Linked DNA regions of Mus musculus: region 1 is linked to region 2. Evidence: chromatin contacts called from ENCODE POLR2A ChIA-PET data. All regions are on one chromosome and are shown on one strand. Each heading gives the region's core, a stretch centred on a gene start or an enhancer-like site at or near the end of the contact. The rest is flanking DNA. Distances are from core to core; before and after follow the strand shown. Region 1 holds the start of Mbd3 (methyl-CpG binding domain protein 3). Region 2 holds the start of Adamtsl5 (ADAMTS-like 5).

Evidence for each region. ChIA-PET counts read pairs that join two places held with the same protein, here RNA polymerase II (POLR2A).
Region 1: POLR2A ChIA-PET joins it to region 2 with 16 read pairs in Patski. The contact joins the promoter of Mbd3 here to the promoter of Adamtsl5 in region 2. POLR2A ChIA-PET finds 5 or more read pairs at or near these places in 4 of 5 experiments (Patski and embryonic stem cell).

The regions. Positions count from the first base shown.
Region 1 is chr10:80,398,223-80,400,922 of GRCm38, forward strand. Mbd3 (methyl-CpG binding domain protein 3) reads right to left here and starts at 1,309. Exons shown (of 7, transcript NM_001306143.1): 1 at 996-1,309. The coding sequence starts at 1,009.
Region 2 is chr10:80,347,059-80,349,832 of GRCm38, forward strand. It overlaps Adamtsl5 (ADAMTS-like 5), which reads right to left and starts at 1,390. Exons shown (of 13, transcript NM_001285435.1): 1 at 1,298-1,390; 2 at 499-567.

The DNA.
Region 1 (2,700 bases), core at 59-2,558, 51 kb after region 2:
CTTTCACTGCCCTGATTAAAAGGTTGCAAATATGGTCTATGTAGACGCTGCCTCAAAAAAAAAAAAAAAAAAAAAAAAAAAAGGCTGGAGAGTTGGCTAAGAGGTCATGAGTTCAATTGCTAGCAACCACATGGTGGCTCACAACCTTCTATTGGGTGATCTGATGCTCTCTCTTCAAGCAGGCAGAGCACTCATGCATTAAATAAATAAAAAATTTAAAATATTTTTTAAAGAGCAGACTTATTCATAAAAAAGTCTTGCACACAAAAACCACATTCACATTAGTCAGAAGCCACTGTGATGTTACATTTGGGGCCACCGCTCAAGAAGAGCAAGGGCTTTGGAAACGCCATAAAAATGGGGGACATTTTGCTGAACAAGAAGCCAAACCCAAATTTATGCAGGTGAGGGGATCAGGCCACCTGGGGCAGTTCCCTTGCTTCCCGAAACCATGATAAAGTCCCCGCGAGGGTCAAAGGGTCAGCCCATCCCCCTCCCACCCCCGCTTCCCAGCGGCGTCTGGCCAAGGCCCGGGCGCCCCTCGCACGGCGCGCACGGTCCCCGATTCCTTGGAGGACAAAAGCCCGCGCCACAGGCGGGCTAAAAGCCACGAGGCTGAAGCCTTGGCTGCAGGCGTGGCGCACGCGCACTCACAGCAGCGCTGGGTGGCGCGGATCAGCAAAAGGCAAGGCACTGGGTTCAACGCATGCGCGCTGAGGCGAGCCATGGCCGGCGCGTGCGCACTGACCACAGCTGGCACGTAGGACGCACGCTCGGACGCACGCTCGGACGCACGTCGCCCGGCCCAGACCGCGGCCCGCAGTCGGGGCGCCCAGGCCGCCGCAGAGGCCGCTGGGAGGCGCCCGTTGGGGCCCTGCGCGGCCGGCGCGCTCATTCACCTATAGTAAAAGACATCCCTGTGGCCGGCCGACAGCCCCGACCTCCTGGGCACTTCTTCCCTTTCCCAGCCCTGCGGGAGCGCCGGGCACTCCCACCTCTTCCGCTCCATTGCGCCCCGGCTTTTCCGCCCGCCGTGGCCGATGCCGCCGCCGCCGCCGCTTCTGCAAGTTGCGACCCCCGGGCTCGTCGCCGATTCGGCTCCCTCCGCCGCCGCCACTCGCCGCAGCTGTTCTGTCCCACGGGCCTCCGCCCTCCGCCCCCAGCCGGGCGCGCGCCGGCTTCGCCACCCGCTCGGCCCCCTCCCCGCGCTTCACAGCCCCCGCTAGGGGGGCCGCTCCGCCCACCCGCCCGCGCGTGGGGCTCGTCTGCGCAGGCGTGGAGTCGGCCCCGCCCCTTCGCGCTCGCAGGACCAGTCTGACTGCCGTCCAGACTCTCTGCGCAGCCGCGGCCCCGACCCAGCCTTCGCTTGCCTTCAAGACCCGCCCCAAGGCTGTGAAGCCAATCAGATCACTTCAGCTCCTCGGCTTAAAATGCACAGTTGGCTACGTCCCGCCTTGCGGGAGACGCCCACAGGGCATGGAGACCAATCAGCGCTCAGAACCTCGTTCTGTGCTTAACTTCTCATATAAATCTGCTCTGAGACAAGGACAGCCAATCAGCGTGGCCGGGGTGGGACAACCATTGCGTTTGCGCTCTAGACTCCGGAAGCACAGTGTGTGCTGCACCTGGTCTGTACCAAGCTGGAGCAGTTTCGCCCGAGCTGCCGTCCTGGTCCTGGGGTCGCGCTGGGCTGCACCTGCGCAGTGTGCGTTTGTCAGGGACCCGCCTGGGCTTTGTGAAAAAGATCGAGTACAACTCGGGGCCTTCGACGCAGTCCTGCTTCCCTCTGCGTTTCGTTCTGGCCTCTCGGCTGTTCCAGCCCCAGCCTCTATTGCGTTACTGCGAGGACAGAAATGCACCACCACTCCCGGCTTCACCAAGAACTATTTAAGAAGTTTGTTCTTTGCAGCAGTACTGAAAATAGAAAGCAGAACCTTACACGTGGTAGACTTTCTGCCGTTAGGCTGCACCCCAGCCTGAGTTTGATGGCTCACGAACCTATTTAGAACATTCCTGGCCAGCCTGGGCCACACAGCAATACCCTAAAATCAGGCCAGGAATAGTGGCACGTGCTTGCCATCTCAGCACTGGGATAGTGGAGGAAGGAGGATCAAGCACTTCAAGACCAGCTTGGAGTTTACTAGATCCAGCATCAGAAGGAAGAACAAAACCAAAAACTGGTTTCTAAGTTAGTGAATGGAGTCACTCGCACTATCGCCCCTTGTCTACCGCAGCCCTGAGGACAGGGAGCTGGGGGGTCACTTACTCCTGCTTGGTACTGTCGGCTGCTTTGCCACTCAGGCCCAGCCAGACTTACCCAGGGAACATGCCTGAAGGCCAACTACCTTCTCACCCAGGCTTCCATTATACAGTACCTGGAAGACCTCTCTTTGAAAGGGGACCCTCCCTGACAAGGAGAGCTGCCAAGGGATCATGAGGTGAAATCACAACACATTTAAAGATCTTTGTCTTGCCTGCAATTTTTGGAGCTCAGGAACTGTATTTTATGAGCTAGGATTTGGGTCCCCAGATCAGGAGGAGAGATCAGATCACAGTGAAGAAGGTCAGGGGGACATGGAGGCTGGGATTAGTGTTTTGTATTTTTGAGTCAGAGTCTGACTTTGTAGCTTTCCCTGGCCTTGAACTCCGAGATCCTTCTGCCCCCTGCTTCCCAGGTGCTGGGATTAAGCCAGGCTTGGT
Region 2 (2,774 bases), core at 140-2,639:
CTGTCTTCAGACACTCCAGAAGAGGGAGTCAGATCCCATTACGGATGGTTGTGAGCCACCATGTGGTTGCTGGGATTTGAACTCAGGACCTTTGGAAGAGCAGTCGGGTGCTCTTACCCACTGAGCCATCTCACCAGCCCCAGTGTGTTCTTTTATAATGCACAAGGAATCCTTTAAGGACAGTTTTTAGGTGGCTGCAAGTTTAGTCACCCCTTTCATCTACCTTCCTGGGTGGCCAGGAACCAACCATTCCATTTCTCCAGGCCTCGGTTTCCCCATCTGTGCAGTGAAAACCCGCGGAACCCCATCCCTGAGTCTCTGAGAGCCTGTAGAGGGATAATTAATGGAGGCTCATCCAGAAACTCAGGGTGGAATGGATGTCCCCCTCCCAGCTGCCCCCCAGCCTCTGGGGACCGCTGTGCTCCCAGGTACCCCATAGCCTAAGGGACCTCCTCCCCACCCCCAACCCCACCCCGTGGCAGGCGCTGGGCGGCTGACCTGGCCTCCTGCCAACACGTGGGTCATGGTCTCATCTGCCAGAGCTGCGGGCTGCGGTGCCTAGAGGATCTGCGGACAAGAAGAGCAGGGTGGGGCTGAGTGGAGGTCTCAGTTTCCCCAACTGTAGAGACCGGATGAAGTCATTCTCAGCCGACGCCCTCCTCCTCGTGATCCCAGCCTGGCAAGACCAGCCAGGAGGGAAGGGAACCAAGATGAAGTGAGTCCCTTCTGGGCCCGGGCCAGGCTCTCTGAAGGGCACACGGGCTCTCAAAGATCTGCAGCCCACAGGGTCCAGGTACCTGAAAAAGGGGTAAGGAGGACAAAAGTACCCCGGCCCGGCTGGAACCAGGGTCTCTCCGGTTGTCAGCCAATCTGATGTCCTTTAGGACACCTTGGGACCGAGATGGCTGTAAATTGGAAACTCACGGGAACTGCTTCAAGACACTCGCCGGACCCTTCCTTCTGCGGGCCCAGAAACTGGGCTGTCCCGGGAAGGAAGGAAGAAGGAGGCTGGGGAAGGCCATCTCATAACCCCCTTCGTGAGGGGGGCTCCTACCCATGTCTGTCAATGCCCTCTCCCGAGCACCGCATCTAGCACTGCATCCCTCTCCCGCATTGGTGCACCAGTCACTGGGGTGTCGGTCTCCTGAGTTTCAGTCCCATCCCGTAGGAAGTGCGACCCCCAAACTCACCCACCATCCTAGGGATTGCTGCTTTCGCTCCGAGCAGGGAAAGAAACCAATCTCATCCCCGCCGCCACACCGGGTGGAATAGTGGCAGGATGGGAAGAGGGACTTACCATCTGCTGAGAGCCCAAGGCAATACGTCCAAGTTTCCCCGGGACGCCCCGGGGACTGGCGGAAGCGGCGGGGCCCCAAAGTGCGGGACTGCGAACTCGGTCGATCCCTCCCACCCGGGCCTCCTAGGCGCGCCCAGGCTGGGGTCACCGAGGGCGCAGGCCAAGGGCGCCCTCGTGCGGCAGGAGAGGGCGCACGCGTTGGGCCCGGACCTGCGGCAGGGGGCTGACCTACTGTGTCTGACAGCGCAGCTCAGCGGCCCAGCGTTGGTCCTGATATCCTGGGTGCCAGTGACCTTGGGAAGTGCAGCTGCGGGGCGGTGCGCGGGGGTGACTGGACTGCTATTCCGGGCGCCGCGCTCAGGGCCAGGGAATGTGCCTAGCGCTGGGGCTTGGGGTGGGATAGTCCATGCCAGGGCGCCCTCTCACTCTCAGTACCCCGTCCTGCTCCGTAGCACCCCGCAGCCAGATACGCCAGATTTCCTCTCCTCATCCCCATCACCCACTCAGGCCAGGCTCCTAGCTCTGTCCCAACAATCCCTGGGACCCCAACCCAGGTCTCCATCATCCCTGCAACTGGGACTTCCCACCCCGTCCCTGTTACCCCCAATTAGACCTCTCCACGCTGGTCCACATCATTCCCCAGTTAGACCTTCCTGCCTTGGTTCGCATCTCCACCCCCCCCGCCCCCCGACTCCTCACTCGAGTCCCAAGCATCCCCTCACGAGGCCCCGCGCGCCCGCTGGGGGCGGAGGGACCCTCCCTGCCCCACATTCCCAGGCGCTGCCGTCACCAATGCTCCACCCGGTCCCGCCCTCTAGGCCTGGACGCCAGTGCTGCTTCTCTCCACTGGTTTTGGCCTCAAGCCCTCCGCCTCAGTTTCCCATTCCCGGCACTCTGCCAGCCTCTTGTGGACCCCCTGACCCCATCGCCTTCGTGTAGCCTCCCGGCAGCCGGGCAGAAGGACGCCGCACTGCGATGATCAGTGCTGTGTGGACCATGCTATTCCTGGGCGCTGAACTCGCCTCCTCTAGGAAGCCCACCTGGCTGACCTCTGGCCCGCTTTCCTCACAGGGCACGGTGCCTGCTGTATGCACTCCCTGAAAAGCAGACTGCCTGCAGTATTTACTACACATAGAGGACAGTGTCTGCTGTATACACCTGCCTCAGGGAGGTCCTCTGGACAGGGCTCAGCACAGGACAGCCGCTGGAAACATCTCTGAGTGTGACCACTCCGTGACATTATTATGCAAGTCACTGTGTGCACACAGCTATGGCCCAGCAGCCAAGCCCAGTGTGGGGAGGTGGCCATGCATGGCCATGACTCCGATTTCTGACACCCATCATCCTGTTGAAGAAAAGATGCTAAGGCCAGGCATGGGCTGTGAGGAGAACCCCTACAGAACATATAACCACTAAAGGGGCTAGAGGCAAGGGTGGCCTAGCCAGGGTCAGCAGGAGAATGAGAGACAATCCTGAC